Regions from separate parts of the Mus musculus genome. Here region 2 is linked to region 1. A link is a loop called in an ENCODE intact Hi-C map of the cell type or tissue named here. Cell type or tissue: left cerebral cortex. All regions are shown on one strand.

Region 1 (8,000 bases):
GGTTGACAGAGGCTGCCTTGGTCATTCACGACACAGCCTTTCCCCTGCTATCTTTTGACTATTTATTGTTAGAGACTGGACATTGTTGTGTAGCTCAGGCTAGCCTTGAAATTTCAACTGTATGCTGCCATGACATGCCTTTGGTGTCTTTATGTGAACAAATCACCTCTTTTAAAATTTGTTTTGACAATACTGGGAATGTAGCCTTTGACTGAGCAAATGCCTGTCTAGTGCTGCAGGACCGAGCTTCACCTGCTGCTGACTGCCTCTTAGGGACTGCAGTCAGAGGGAAGGGCTTTGCCTTCAGATAGTCACCCATTCTCAAGTACCAGGGCCTAGGTCTTCAACATGGGAACTTTTGTTTGGTGAGAGGATGCAATTCAGCTCATAACACTCTGGCTACAAATAAAAATTGTTACTTTTTAAAAACCTCTGTGTCGGGCTGGAGAGATGGCTCAGTGGTTAAGAGAGCTGACTGCTTTTCTGAAGGTCCTGAGTTCAAATCCCAACAACCACAGTCAGTCATTTTCTGTATTCTTTGATAATTTCAAGCATGTATGTAATGTATTGGGTCATTTTCATCCCCCGTTATCCCTCCCACCCCTTCCCACTGAACCCTTTCTTCTAACCGTTGAGTTCCCCTCTATGTTCATGACTTTTGTTTAGTGTTTGTGACCCACTGAGGTTAATTGGGGTTGCTTGTGTTAGCATGGGTGTGGTTATTTACTTTATTATGAATGACATCACAGAAGCAACCATTAACTACCAACAGATCCTGAGAATCCAAGTCAGAAATTTGACTGCTTGGGTTATGTTGTTTTTTTTCCCTATATCTCATGAAAATGCTGTTTTGCTGGGATTTGAACTCAGGACCATGTGGTTGTGGGATTTGAACTCAGGACCTTCAGAAGAGCAGTCAGCTCTCTTAACCGCTGAGCCACCTCTCCAGCCCGACACAGAGGTTTTTAAAAAGTAATAATTTTTATTTGTAGCCAGAGTGTTTCTTCCAGTATAAAATATCATTGTCAACACATCTGGTAACTGGATGTTTGTCTTTCATGTGTTCCCCTCCACCAGTAGGAAATCTCGTACTAAAAATCTAATACTTTAGGCAGGGGCAGGGGAGTCTCTATGAGTTCTAGGCCTGCCTGGGTTACAGACCGAGTTCCAGGACAGCCAGGACTACACAGAGAAACCCTGTCTCAAAAACCAAAAAAAAATACAATAAAATAAAAACGAAGTGGAATACTTTTGCTTTATATCAGTATTGGTCATTTCTTTATAGCTGCTTTTAAAATATGTTGTTTTAAGTTGTTGTTCCAAGTTATTTCAGAAAAGCTTTCTCTCCAACCCCCCCCTTCCCTTTTCCCTTTTGCCTTTTGCTCTGGCCCATAGATTACAGATCTATGTGAGCCACCTTGTAGTTGCTGGGATTTGAACTCATGACCTCCGGAAGAGCAGTCAGTGCTCTTAACTGCTGGGCCATCTCACCAGCCCTCAGGGAAGCTTTCTTGTAGCCTTTTTAACCTTTTAATTTTATTTGTTTGAGTCATGATTATTTTATTGCTCAGATTGTCCTGAAACTCACCATATCATCCAGGCTGGCCTCAAACGTGTGTTGAACCTTCAGCCTCAGCCTCCCAAGTGCTGGAATTGCAAGCATGAGCCACCACCCCATCTCTGTTCTCACCTTTATGGGTGTTTTACTAGCTTTTGCTTCCTCCTCTTAGACTCCCTGCTTTTCCCCTTCCCACTGATTTTCTCTGTTCCTCTAGTCTCTATCCTGCTCTTGTGCAAGGACTATACATATACACACAGACACAAAGACACACATACACACACATAACACAAACACAGAGAAATATATATATATAAATATGCATGTGTATTCTCCATAAAGGGTTGTAGGATCCACAAACAAAACATGGTATTTGTTATTCTATACATGGTTTATTTTGTTTTATTTTCTTGTTTTTATTTTCTTCTCTCTGTATTTTTCTTTTTTCTCTTTCGGGGGGTGGGGAGTAGGACTTGAGACATGGTCTCAGTTTTTCAAGTGCTGAGATATTCTTTGCTTGCTTTCCTTTTTATCACTTCATTCTTCTCGTTTTGGTTCTATGCAGGTCCCCTCTTCTTATCTTCTCTTTTTTTTTTTTTTTTTTTTTAAAGATTTATTTATTTATTATATGAAAGTACACTGTAGTTGTCTTCAGATACACCAGAAGAGAGCATCAGATCTCATTACGGGTGGTTGTGAGCCACCATGTGGTTGCTGGGATTTGAACTTTGGACCTTTGGAAGAGCAGTCGGGTGCTCTTACCCACTGAGCCATCTCACCAGCCCCCTTATCTTCTCTTTTATATCTTGAGTTCATTTGCTCTTTCTGCCTTAGAACTCATTTCTTTTTTTTTTTCCATTTTTTATTAGGTATTTAGCTCATTTGCATTTCCAATGCTATACCAAAAGTCCCCCATACCCCCCCCCCACTCCCCTACCCACCCACTCCCCCTTTTTGGCCCTGGCGTTCCCCTGTACTGGGGCATATAAAGTTTGCAAGTCCAATGGGCCTCTCTTTGCAGTGATGGCCGACTAGGCCATCTTTTGATACATATGCAGCTAGAGACAAGAGCTCCGGGGTACTGCTTAGTTCTAGTCTCTCTTATTTTCGATTCTTTCCTGGACCTCATTACCCTGTGCTTTAGTTGTTCAGACCCTGACTTCTTCTGCATCTTCTCTCCTTTTCTTTGTCTACTTTGAACTTGCGTTGAGATGGCAGGCTATAATGTTCATGGCTCATAAGCATGTGCTTCCGCTTTGCTGTCAATTGTCATTGCGAATCGTCCTCACTGGCTTCTAGTAAAAGCTATTGCTCATTTGCACGTGACTTTATGAATTTATGCTTATGTATTTTGATCTTTTGAGACAGGATTTTCTTATGCAGCCCAGGCTTGCCTCGGTCTGCTGAGTGCCAGAATTAGAGGCTCCTGCCATTGCATCTTTTTTTGAAAAAGAAAAGAAAAGAAAACAAAAAACAAAAAAAAACGGTTAGAAGGGTGGAGGCTAGGATCCCAGTAGGTTTTCCATTTTCGTGGCTTCTAGCTCCCTCTTCTGTTGCTTTTGTGTAATTCCCCAAAATGTGACTTCCTTTCTCAGAGACCTGGATCTAGCTCTCCTGTCCCATGGTCCTTTTTGCTTTTTACTGTATTGCTGAATCTGGATTCTGTTTCTGGCAGTGTCTTTTGCTTCTGGCTGATTAGTGTGGAGAGCTTGTGGGGCCCACACTGCTGCGGACACGGAGTTTTGGGGGACACTTAGGTCTCACCCCTCCGTACCAGCCACTTTGCTTTGTCACCTGCTCATTGCTTCCTTTCACACAGGGCTCATTTCACAACTGCTTTACAGCTGTTGGTAGTCTGCACCCGTCCACATATTTGGATTTAAGAATCTTCTTGCCTAGCTTTGTGACACTTATTGTCCATGGGCTTGGGGGTTTTCTCTAGCAGACTTAAGGTTTTGGTTCTTACATGTTTCAGATAGGGTTCTCTTTATGGAACCCAGGCTAGCCTCAAACTCCTGATGCTTCTGTCTCTGTCTCTGGAGTGCTGCGGTTACAGGTGTGCACCACTGTGCCTAACTTGTTTTCTGTTTTTATTAAGCTACTCAGGAGTGAGAATATTTTTTTAAAATTATGCCACCACCACAACCTGTCCAGAACCTTCCTATCAATTAATTTTAATTGAACTATTATAAGTTTTGCACACATTTAAAGCCATGTGTAGTAGCTCATGCTTATAATCCTAGCAGTTGTGAGTTAGAGGCAGGAGGATCAGAAGTTTGTTATCTTCAGTTACACCGTGAGTTTAAGGCGATCCTAGGCTACATGATATCAAAAAACAAAACAAAACAAAAAACCAAAAAAAAAAAAAAACTAAAAACAAAACTTCTCCCCCAAACCAAACCCCTGCACATTATAGCACATAATTGCAATCTCAACACTTAGTAGTGGGAAGCTGGAGGGTCAGAAGTTAAAGGTCATTCTCAGCTACATAGCAAGTTCTAGGCCAGTCTGGGCTGCATAGCAAGAACCCATCTTAAAAAAAAAATAAAGTAGAACCGGACCTGGTGGGACTTTAATTCCAGTAGTCAGGAGGCAGAGGCAGGTGGATCTTTGTGAGTTCAAATCTATTCTCGTTCAGTAGCAAGTTCCAGCCTCTTGCTCCCCCGACAAAAAAGTAGGAGCTGGAAACCAGGCTCATTTCTGAAGAGATGGCTGTGTAACCCATTTCTATGTAACTCAGTTCTAGGGAACCAGACGGCCCTCTCCTGGTCATTGTGAGTACTGCAAGTACGTAGCACACCCTCATACATGCAGGCAAAATATCACTGAAAAAGAAGAAATTTCACTTTATATTTTAGACACGTCTGTATAGTTTTTATTTTCTGATGTTTCAGGAATTATTCTTGCAACCAGTCTCCCTCTTGCTCTCACGTTCATTTCATCTTCATTTTGTTATTTGAGAATTTCATACATGTCTACCGTCTGTTGTGACCAAATCCACCCTCCAGTTCTCCCAGCTCCTCTCTACCAGGTCCTGAGCCCATATACCGTTCATATGATCTGAAACCATATCCTTGAAAAAAACTTGATTCTCCCTACCCCAGCAGCCATCAGCTACCAATAGCTCCTCAGCTAGGGGTGAGGCCTTATAAATCCCCTGTCTAGCCATGCTGGAATTTTGATTGGCTTGCTGTCATAGCCACAGTGAGTTGCATGTATGCAACCAGCCTGCTATGTCCAGAAAACACTATTTCATGGCATGTCTCTAACTCTTACAGTCTTTCTGACCTGCCTTCTGTTTTGTATGTTTGTTTGTTTTTCAAGACAAGGTTTCTTGGAACAGTACTGGTCGTCCCCTGAACTGGCTCTGTAGACCAGGCTGGCCTTGAACCCATTGAGATCCTCCTGCCTCTGCCTCCTGAGTGCTAGGAATGAAGGCGTGTGCAGCCACCACCTTGCTCCGGCTTCTGCTTTGATCCCTGAACTTTGGTGGTGGTGGTATAGGTGTGATGGCACTGTCTCTCATTAGGACTGAGCACTTTGCAGCCTCTAGTTCTCTGCAGCATGACCAATTGTGGACCTGTCTTAAGCACCATCTACTGCAAAAACTAATCTGGAGGAAAGGGAGATATTGTTTGTCTGCTTTGGGTTTTTTTGGGGGGGTGGGGGTTGGGTTTTTTTGTTGTTGTTGTTGTTCGTTTTTCGAGACAGTGTTTCTCTGTGTAGCCATGGCTGTCTTGGAACTCAGTCTGTAGACCAGGCTGGCATCAAACTTGGAGACATCCACCTGTCTCTGCCTCTCAGGTGCTGGGATTAAAGGCTTCTTTCTGCTTGTTTGCTTCTTTTTAACCGAAGCTTTGGATTGCCTTTTGTAGATGAATCATCAATGTTTTCTGGAGATGTGTGTGTGTGTGTGTGTGTGTGTGTGTGCGTGCTCTTTTTTTGCTGCTCTAAGAGCTCAGTCTTAGGCCTTGTATATGTTTCTCATGTTCTCCTCAGCATATCCATTGGTTGATATGTATTTCACTCCTTTTTCTTCATCTGTTTTTGAGAGGGGGTTTCACTGGACTGTGGGCTGGCCAGAAACTCACTATGTAGCCAAGGCAGTCTTCTTCCCTCCGTCTCCTGAGGGCTGTGCTTGTGAGCCTGAACCGCCCGCCATTCCTGACTCCAATGTATTTAATTCTTAGGCTGCATTCTTTCTGGTTGCTTTCCAAGCCCGCCTCACAGCTGTCACCATGAAATTTTGTTTTTCTCACTGGAAATATGAGTTAAGTCTGCATTTTTTAATTCCCTGGATATTTTCCTTTCTGGTATTTACCCTGGTTTTGTAAGAGTACATCTTTAAGTTACATACTCGGAAAGAATAGATGTTCCTTGTATCTTTAAGTTTTAGAAAATAATCTTTCATACTCAACTTGATTTATAATTTGGTTGGATTTTAAATTCGAGGTTCAAGTTGTAGTACTGTCACCAAGAAATTTTCAGTTCCCATTTTAAATTAGTTTTTATTAATAAGTTTTGTTCTTTGATAATTTCCCATATATATATGTATATATATATATTGCATTCTAGTCACTTGTTCCCGCCTTCTTCCCATCTCTGCCATCTCTTCTTTCCTTACAAATCTCTTTCCCATATTTCCTAGTTTTTGTTTTGTGTCCCACAGAGTTTAACTGGGCTGTTTGTGTGACCCAGGCTTTGGAACTAACCATCAGAGTATGATGGGCTTACCACTGTATATAGTACTGGATTCTATGCCCCCCTCCCAGAATCTGTTAGTTGCTAAGAGATCTGCTGTAGGAAATAGGGACTTATGAGTCTCTTCCCCTTCCATAGCTGGCTGTTAGGAAGGCTCAACTTGTGTGGACCCAGAGCCAGTAGTAGGTATAACTGCTGTGAATTCGTGATTTCCATTGCTGGGACAGGCATTAAAGATGGCGTTTCTTAATACTTCTATCTTCTGGGATTTCCTTTCGTATCATTATCATCATCATCTGTGTGCTTGATGCATGTGATTGCCTGCATGGCATGTCACATATATGGAGGTGATGACAACTTTGTGGGGTTGGTTTTCTACTCTCACCTTTATATGAGTTCTTTCTATGAGTGGCAAGCTCGCTTACTCACTGAGCCATCATGCTGGTTCTGTGGTTTCCTTTTGTGGGTTTTTAATCTTGTTTAAATAATTTCAAATGGACTCAAAAGGAAGCTCAAGGGCCATTTTACTAACATTTGAAAGCAAAACAACAGATCAGGCAACCTGTAAATCTTGGCAGCTTCCAGGTAGAGGGAGTTTCAAAAAGCTGAGTGTTTTATCTTTTGAGTTCCGGTCCAGGAAATCCAGCATGTTAGAGCATTCTTAGGCTTTTGGCCAGTACCCAGAAGAGAGAGAGAAAGAATGAAAATGAAAAGTTGTGCTTCCTTTTAGTTAGAGCTCAGAAAGGCAGTGTGGTTTAGCAATGCTGCATGACAGAAGCTCTGTAAGCATCAAAGGAGGGGCTTCTGGGAACTATCATTGCGGAGGTTAATTATTCCTCCCGTTTCCGGAGCTTGTCTCCAGGTGAATGAGTTCTCCTGTTGGCTAGGTGATTGACAGAACTCTCCAGAGTAACCTTTAAGGGAGGAGGCAATGGAATAGTATGTTCTAGTCTTTGGAGCAGAGACAACTCAGAATCCATTTTTTTTTAATAGAAGGAAGTAGCTTTTCCCTTAATGGGCCTCAACAAAGCTCCAACACCTTTATCTTTTTGTATGGTATTTTAAATCCTAAGAAGGGACAATTGTGAGTCTTCCCTCTCTGTTGTTACCAAGGAAATGAGAGGTGGGTTCTAGAGCAGCATGAGAGCATGGTCTATCTTCAATGGCTTCTAAGTCTGCTAATCTGCTAATTCCTAAAATACTCTTCCCCACCAAACCACTTCAGAGATGGGCGGAAATTGGGAGACGGAAGGGCTTAGGAGCTGTGGTTCTCAACTTTTCTAATACTGCTAACCTTTAATATTTTGCTCACTCTCCAATCATAAAGTGATTTTTCTTGCTACTTTATAGCTATGCTTTTTCTAGTGTTATGAATATAACACTATGAATATAAAAAAAATCTGTGTTTTCTGGAGGTCTTAGGTGAACCCCGTGAAAAGGCCATTTGACCCCTATGAAAGAGGCCTACTATAGCTGAGCAGTGATGGTGTACACCTTTAATCCCAGCACTTGGGAGGCAGAGACAGGTGGATTTCTGAGTTCAAGGCCATCCTGGTCTACAGAGTGAGTTCCAGGACAGCTAGGGCTATACAGAGAAACCCTGTCTCTAAAAAATAAAAAAATAAAAAAACCCAACCACCCACCCACCCACCCACCCAACCAACCAAACAACCAAAAAATGGGGAAAAAAAAGAGTCCTACTCCAAAGAGGTTGCCCCCCATTGGTTGAGAACCACTGGTT
Region 2 (8,000 bases), 200 kb before region 1:
TTTAATTAACAACCCACCTTCCAGCTTCTGTTGGGCTATTTCTTAAATATCACATCTTGGAAAACAAGTAGGCTCAGTATCTAAAGGCACTTTTCACCAAGCCTGACAACTTTCGTTCTTTCCCTTAGAGACTCATGGTAAAAGGAAAGAACTCGAACTCTCTAAAGGTGTCCTCTGACCTCCACATCTGTGCAATGGCATGCATGCACGCACACACACACACATACACACACGCATGCATGTGAGCATACACACAAATTAGTAAATATTTAAAACAAATGCAACATCCTCTAGGAATTCTTACAGTTGAAAGCCAATGGCCTTGCAGTTCCCAATCTGCCTAGAAACATCTAAGACTGACAAGTACCACAATCATTATACTTACTGTGATTACCGCCCCTCCCCACTAGCGCTACTCCCAGATATGTGGACAGTATAAAACATTGTGACTGCCTGTTTTTCACACTTGCCTGCTCCCCATTCTCTTATCCATCATGTGTTAACCTTCTACATCTTCAGTGTCACTCAGCCCTGGTTGTCTTTGACCATCAGAGCAGGTACCGTGGGTAAATTAACAAAGGCAAGGCAGTGAGTGGAGAAACGCTTTATAATAAAGAGGAGAAACTGGAAGCAGTTGATAGCATTAGGCAAGGGTACACGTCTCCTAGTAGAATATTCCAGTTGCCAGGGGGATTATACCACAGCCCAGCATCCCGGCAGAGGATCACACAGCCTATCAGCGCAATGGGAAAAGTCTAAATTTCCACCATTCGTGTGCTGATTCTTGAAATGGTCAAAATCGGAAACAAAAGCCAAGGAGGATTTGTGTCTGCACTGACCCTTTACCCCAGCATGGGCAAAACACATGTTGCCTCTTTCCTGTTCCTTGGCTATTCCATGCAGAAGGTAGAGGGTCGAGCCTGGACAATGCAAATGAACGGTGGGTGGGATTCAGCCAGGGGACCTCTACAGGGAGAACTAGAGATGGAAGATAAAAACTCAGCCCCCTCCTAACCACCACACCTCAGTGTATGTGGTTCGGAAATCTCCATTCTTTGATGCAATACTCAGGCTTATGGGTGTTTACTGCACACAGAGCCTATGAAACCCTAGGCTACACTGCTACTTTCAGGCAGCTTTACCTGTGGGATAAGAAACTTGGCGGAGAAGTGATGTCTGAGCATGAAGAAGCAAAACGAGACTACAGGAAGCAGCCTAAAGGAGACAAGTGTAGCCAGCTCCCTTTACACAGCTTCTGGCTTCATTTAACCCAGTCGGGGAAAACATGCTGTAAGGGCACGCAGGAGCATGGATGACATAGGGCCCCTGGCTCAGGTAGACATCCATCCTTTCATCTGAATCCAGCAGCTTCTTCGCTCTGCCTGGGCTCTCTGTTTTCTCCATTATCTACCGAAGGCTGGATTCCTCTTTAGGATTACAATCTTTGTTAAGGTTGTCCTATATGATTGACACGTATGTCCCCAGAGACCTACAGAATGATCCGAAAGCCTCCACCTAACTCCACCTTTCCAGGCTCCTCCCTCAGAGTGGCTGGCAGCTGGAGCAAAGGCAGCCCCCTGTGATCTGGGGCTGAAGTGGAAGCCGAGGCAGTCCCCCTCCCAATCATTTTTCCTTCCCCGGCCTCCAACAAGTAAGACAGAAACCTCAAAGGACAGTGAGGGGTTAAGCTCCTTATATGGAAATGAGACTCCTTCCTGTGCGGAAATAAGTGTTTTAGCTTCAAGTACACACACACACACACACACACATAGGCACACACACACACATAGGCACACACACACACACACACACATACAGGCACACGCACACACACACGCACGCGCGCACGCTGGCGGCGGCGGCGGGGGGCGGGGCGGAGAAGGGGGGCGCGCGGGCGCGCGCGCGCCTTCAGATAAAATTCCCGAAGCTCCTTCTCTTTGGCGGGGGCGGAGGGTGGCGGGCAGCAGGGGCGGGGCCGGGAAAGGCCACTTTGCGCAGCGCAGACAGAGGGATGAGTCATCAAAAAGACTCGGGGAAAGGAAGCGGAACTAGTCATCAGAGCCGGGAAAAGAGGTAGCCAGTCATTAGACAGGGATGGTGTCAATCATACTTTCTCCACCAATGATCTGAGAGTCTCTCAGGCCTCGCAGACCGGAAAAGGGGTCTTGGGAGGCGGTCTAAAGCTGCTGAGATCCGAAAAGCTTGGGCGCTGGCGGCGGCCAAGGCTACGGACGCGCGCAGGGCCCCCTGGCAGGAAGATGGCGTTTGCCGTCAAGGTCACATGGCCACTTTTGAGCACTAAAACGAAAGACTAGCTAAGAAAGAGTAGGGACGGCCATCATGGGGCCGGATTTTCAGAAAGCTGTCAGGATTCCAAGTTGTTTTTTTTCCAGTTCGCAAGCACATTTGTCTTAGTTATCAGCCATATTCTAAACACATCGTACAGCTCTGGGAAAGGGCGGGGTCTTCCCTGGGCTTTTTTCCCCCTCTGCAAGCCTGAAAAGGGGTGGACGAAGCCTGGGCTAGAGTGGTTGGAGGAACTACAGGAGGGCAGCACTTGACAAAATAAAAGCACCCACCCGGGTCTTGACAGGCTTGGGAGACCAGGAAGGGAGGCCGATTCTGCCCACCACCTTTTTTTTTTTGGTTTTTCGAGACAATGTTTCTCCGTGTAGCCCTGGCTGTCCTGGAACTCACTCTGTAGACCAGGCTGGCCTCGAACTCAGAAATTCTCCTGCCTCTGCCTCCCAAGTGCTGGGATCAAAGGCGTGCGCCACCACACCCTGCTCACTGCCCACCACTCTTAATCCCTAAAGGTCCATGCCAGGCTTAGCTCCAGGTAGTGAGTGAGGTCCAATGCCTGAGCCCTCTCTAGTTTGGAAAAGTTGATTTGATTAAGTTCCTTGAATAGGTTCAATGTAAATTCAGGATCAGAAATCTTAAAACTTTACAATTTACAAGATAAAATATGTCAATCTGTGTAAAATGTGTTGTTGTTTATGAGGTGACCCACAAACATTACTTGGGAAGTTTTCTTGTTCCCTTGCCAAGCTTGGTAGCCCATACCTTTAATCTCGGCACTCAGGAAGCTGAGGCAGGAGGATCTTGGTGAGTTTGAGGCTAGTCTGGTCCACATATTTCCAGGAAACCCTGGGCAATATGGAGATACCCTATCTCAAAAGGGAAGGGGGGGTCTTTTTGAGCTGCGCCTGCGTACGCCTTTAATCCCAGTACTGAGGGGTGGGGGCAGAAGCAGGTGGATCTCTTGAGTTCCAAGCCAGCATGGTCTACAGAGGGTTCTAGGACAGCTAGGGCTACACAGAGAAAGCCTGTCTTGAAAAACCAAAAGAAACATTTTTTGAGACATGGTTTTCTTTATTGCACAGCTCTCAATGTCCTGGAATTCACTTTGTAAACCAGGTTGGCCTCTCACAGAGAGCAGCCTGTCTCAGCCTCCTGAGTGATGGGATTTAAGGTATGTGCCACCACACCAGGCTTGAAAAGTATCTTAACTGAAAGATAAAAAGGGACTTGTCCACATCTTGGCGAGTATGGTTAAAGGGCCTTTACTCATGGACCCCCGTTTTGTGGGAACCAGGGAAGAGTTGGAGCCTATGCAAATAAAAAAGCAGCTTTCTAGGAATCAAAACACCGTAAAGATGGCTCTCTCTCTCTCTCTTTTTTGTTCTTTCTGCTATTTTCATTTCCCTCTGCAATTATGTACCCTCTCCATCAATAATCTCATCAATATCTGCAGTCCTTAACCTGTGGGTCTTGACCCCTTTGTGGGATCAAACAGCCATTTCACAGAGGTTGCCTAAGACCATCAGAAAACGCAGATATTTACATTACAATTCAGTAGCAAAATTACAGCTATGAAATAGTAACAAAAATAAGTCTGTGGTTGAGGGTCACCATAATATGAGGAACTGCATTAAAGAGTTGCAGCTTTTGGAAGGTTGAGAACTGCCTTCTTTAGTTTAGAGTATAAACTGAGAGCTGTTCCAGAATTTATAAACAAACAGAAGAGCCTTCAAGTCTAAGCCTGGGATGGGTTATGACAGAAACAAGGTTGAAGAATCCCTAGGATTGGAGACTGTGGTGGAAAGAGTACCATCTTCCTTAACTCAGTCTTGCAATGCTCAACTCGGTCATTGCCATTCAAGCTATTACTCCTGTGTGTTCTCTATTATCACACTGTGAGGATTCACCAGAACAGTCAGTGGCTTTTGTTTTAAATTTGAGACAGGATCTTTCTTTGTTATCCAAGCTGGTCTTGAGTTTGTGATCTTCCTGCCTCAGCCTCTTGGGTATCCGGGACTGCAGTTGGGCTCTAATTTCTCCAGGTTTAGTTTCACAACACATTGTGGAATGGACTTTTCTGGAACATCTGCTTATCTCTCAGCCTTTTAGTGGGGCTACAGGAATCCTAAGTATAACTCTAGGCCATTTAGGAGGAAAACATCACTTAAGCCTGAGTTCATGGAAAAGCAGACTCTTTTGCTCACTGTAAAGGTTACGGGCAATTTCCTGGGTCTGGCTTAGAGATTTACAGACACTCAAGTCATCATATGAGAGAGTGCATAAGTGGAGAGTTTGAAGAGGGTGTGGCAAACCCAATCCTGTAGTGCTCCAGAAAAAGATACATTCCCAGAGGCACTCTGGAGAAATGGAAATCCTGACAACATAGAAAAGAGCATCTGCGACACTCAAAGCAGTACTTGCCCTCGCTCTTTCTTTTGCTTTCCACATATCCCAAACAGCATCTGTCTTGGCGACCCATTAGGGAACAAAGCTAGGCTGAGTGCTGGAAAGGCAGGAAAGGGGCCTGCTCTATCCTATCTTGGACACCAGGTGGCAGTAGATCCCAACAGTAGTTCTGAAAAAGCCATTTGGAAAATGGACCTTGAGAGCCCTTGAACTATTTTCCTACGCCTTGCTCCCTACATGGAACTGGAGAATAAGAAGCCTTTTCAGGTGTGATGGACAATCATCCTTCAGGGAGCCACTTCCAGCTGAAGCTTCATCTCTCACCCATCTCTGTGTCCAACTGTTGGAACGCTGATCAGGCTCCCTGAAATACAGTCATAGTCCCTGCTCCTTCCAGAAACGTGTTTCTCAGCTGCAGATAAAGAAGGCTTGGAGAACCAGGCAGCATACACGAGCTGCTCTGAGGCCCCTGACACATATACAGCTGAGAACTGCCTGGTTTGGCCTCAGTCAGAAAGGATGTGACTAACCCTTGAGAGACTTGAGGCCCCAGGGAGTGGAGAGGCCTGGAGGGGCGGGCGGGTGGGGGTGGGGGTGGGGGTGCTGGGGAGGGGACGACATTCTCTTAGAGGGGTGGGGGAGATGGGACGAGGAACTGTGGGAGGGCAGACAGGGAGTCCGGTAACAATTGGAGTGTGAAAAAATTAAAAATAAATAAAATTTAAAAGGCAGTTATTTCTCATTCAAAGTCAAAGCAGATTTATTTTTTAAGCAAAAAGAAGGAGGGTGGAGATTGTAGCTCAACAGTTAGGAGCATTGAGTGCTCTTCCAGAAGACCTGGGCTCCATTCCCAACAACCACATGGTCTGTAACTCCAGTTCCACCACACAGGAAAGTGATGTACACATATGGAGACACAAATAAAATAGTAATTAAAAATATTTCTTAAAAAGAACAAAGGTGTTCTTTTAGTTGTGTTTATAGATGCCTTCACCCCCTAGAAGAGTGTTTTTTTTTTCCTTCAAGGAAGTCAGTCAGAGAAACTCACACATGAGAACTAGGTTCTCAAACTAGCTTCTGCTCAGATTCTGCCTTCCCATCTAGTGAAATGCAGAAGGCTCGCATCGTGGGCATGCTGAGAGCGGCACAGTCTAAAATCACTGGGATGTGACTGACCCACTCCACTGCCCCTTCCTGTCAGGCATAACTGCTCCCAGCGCTGTGGTCACATTTCTGACTCCTACAGTTCTATGCCTGGAACCATTTTTTTTTGGGGGGGTGGGCTGTCCCTGAGTCTAATGGACTCTCCACACATTTTTTTTGGGGGGGGAGGGGTTCTTTCTTGTTTTGATTTTTGTTTGTTCTAAGACATGTAGCCCAGACTGGGCTTGAACTCAGGATTCTCCAGTCTTTACTTCCTGAGCTCTGGGATTACAGGTATGTGTCACAACACCTAGGTGGACCCTCCCTCCCTGTTCTTAGTGACTGTGACACGAATGCCCTGTGTCTTGTTCTTGTACTTTATGATTTCATGAGTGAATCTGCTCGACAAAATCATGCATGAGCAAGGGCAAGGACCAGGTCTTTTTTTTTTTTTTTTTAATATGAAAACAGTTGGGCCCTGGTATCCTCAGAATCAGCAGAACAAAGTGTTATATTTGCATAGTGCTTACACTTTACCAAGCACATCCACATACATTCTCATTTAAGTCTCATGACAGCCCTGTGAGGTAGGTCTTATCTTCTCTAGTTTACAGATGAGCAAACAGACAGGTTAAGCAACTTGTCCAGGGTTAGACAACTGGGAGGAGGCAGAGGTGGAACTGAAGGCAGGTTTTCTAACCCCCTTTCTAGTTCTTCCAACTGTCTGTCTACATTCTTGTCTGGAAACTCCTTCCTAGAGTCTGAAACCATGAGGGCTCATCCAGAGAGCCCCCATTTCCAAAGAGTGCTTCAGTGAAATCCTATTTTGATTTAAAATGATCGATGTGCATATGAAGGGGAAGATATGGGGTAAAGCAGGCAAGAATGTGCATTTATAACTAGTCAGCCTGGACAAGTAGTCAATGGATCATCAAATTATCTAATTTGGGGATGGGGGTAGCATCTTATCTCACTGTGTAACCCATGCTGACCTTGAACTCAAGACTTTCCTGCCTCAGCCTCCCAAGTACTAGGTTTAGAAGCATGAGCCACCATGTGCTGGTTGTGCCGATAATTTTGTTTATTTTTTTTTAAACTTTTTTTTTTAAAGATTTATTTATTTATTATATGTAAGTACACTGTAGTTGTCTTCAGACACACCAGAAGAGGGAGTCAGATCTCATTACGGATGGTTGTGAGCCACCATGTGGTTGCTGGGATTTGAACTCCTGACCTTCAGAAGAGCAGTCGGGTGCTCTTACCCACTGAGCCATCTCACCATCCCAATTTTGTTTATTTTTAATTAACATTTATTTATTTTCTTTTTATGTGCATGTAGGTCTGTGCGCTTCTGTTATGTCATCAGGTCCCCTGTATCTAGAGTTACAGACGAGCACGAGCTGTCACGTGGGTACTGGGTTCTGGACCTGGGTCTTCTGGAGAAGCCAGTGCTCTTAATTGATGAGCCACATTTCTAGCCCCTACCCCCTTTTAAAGTTTTATTTTAGTTTTATTTGTGTGTGAGAGTCTGTGTATGCAGTTGTGAGCCAGCTGATGTGGGTGCTGAGAACTGAACTTGGGTTTTCTGTTCAGAGCCGTGCTCAACTGAGTCATCTGCACCTCTGCCCCGTCATAGAACTAATGACTTGGATGAGGTATTGGTGGCTAAGGGATGTACCTCAGAGGTAGAATGCCCTTGCTTAGCATTCAAGGTTCAAGCCCCAGTAACACACACACACACACACACACACACACACACACACACACACACTCACTCACTCACAATGCCATGCTGTCAGAAAGCTCCCAAAGGGCTGCCATGAAATGAAATATACATCTTCAGAACCCAGTTCATCAAATGCAGACGCTTCAACCCTCGGGAGAGAGACATGATTTCCCATTCATCTTCATGCATGCTTTCAAGGGTTGGAGGTAACTCTGTGCTCACTAGTTCTGGGCATTAGCTCCTCAAACGCTAATCAGTTGAGCTCTACAAGGGCTGAGGGTGAGGAGGGAGCTCTGCCTTCTGTTGTGCATAGTAGGCCAGTGTGGAGGATTGTTCTGAGCTAGGACCTGGACATTACAAAGGCATTCGCAACCTGGAACAAAAGAGAATGCAGACGTGAGAGGGCTGGGGAAGCACTGTG

The links. A loop is a pair of places that touch in the nucleus more often than their neighbours do. Peaks named below come from ENCODE experiments on the same cell type or tissue, not always from the same donor. Only the 100,000 strongest peaks of a DNase experiment are listed, where the experiment ranks them.
Region 2: it touches region 1 in a loop (18-fold over the local background); 41 of 42 quality-filtered maps call a loop at or near these places.

Annotation. Positions count from the first base shown.
Region 1 is chrX:101,127,514-101,135,513 of GRCm38, reverse strand. It overlaps a transcript of Snx12 not described here. Among named protein-coding and RNA genes, the nearest start is that of Gm24061, 10 kb to the left of the region's middle. In left cerebral cortex, CTCF peaks have their summits at 3,107 (motif pointing left) and 4,343 (motif pointing left); DNase peaks (open chromatin) are centred at 2,851, 3,079, 4,317 and 5,749; H3K4me3 peaks cover 490 bases; H3K27ac peaks cover 296 bases.
Region 2 is chrX:101,326,715-101,334,714 of GRCm38, reverse strand. No RefSeq gene overlaps it. Among named protein-coding and RNA genes, the nearest start is that of Gm31385, 7.4 kb to the left of the region's middle. In left cerebral cortex, a CTCF peak has its summit at 4,849 (motif pointing right); DNase peaks (open chromatin) are centred at 1,281, 2,115 and 4,896; H3K4me3 peaks cover 1,295 bases; H3K27ac peaks cover 1,822 bases.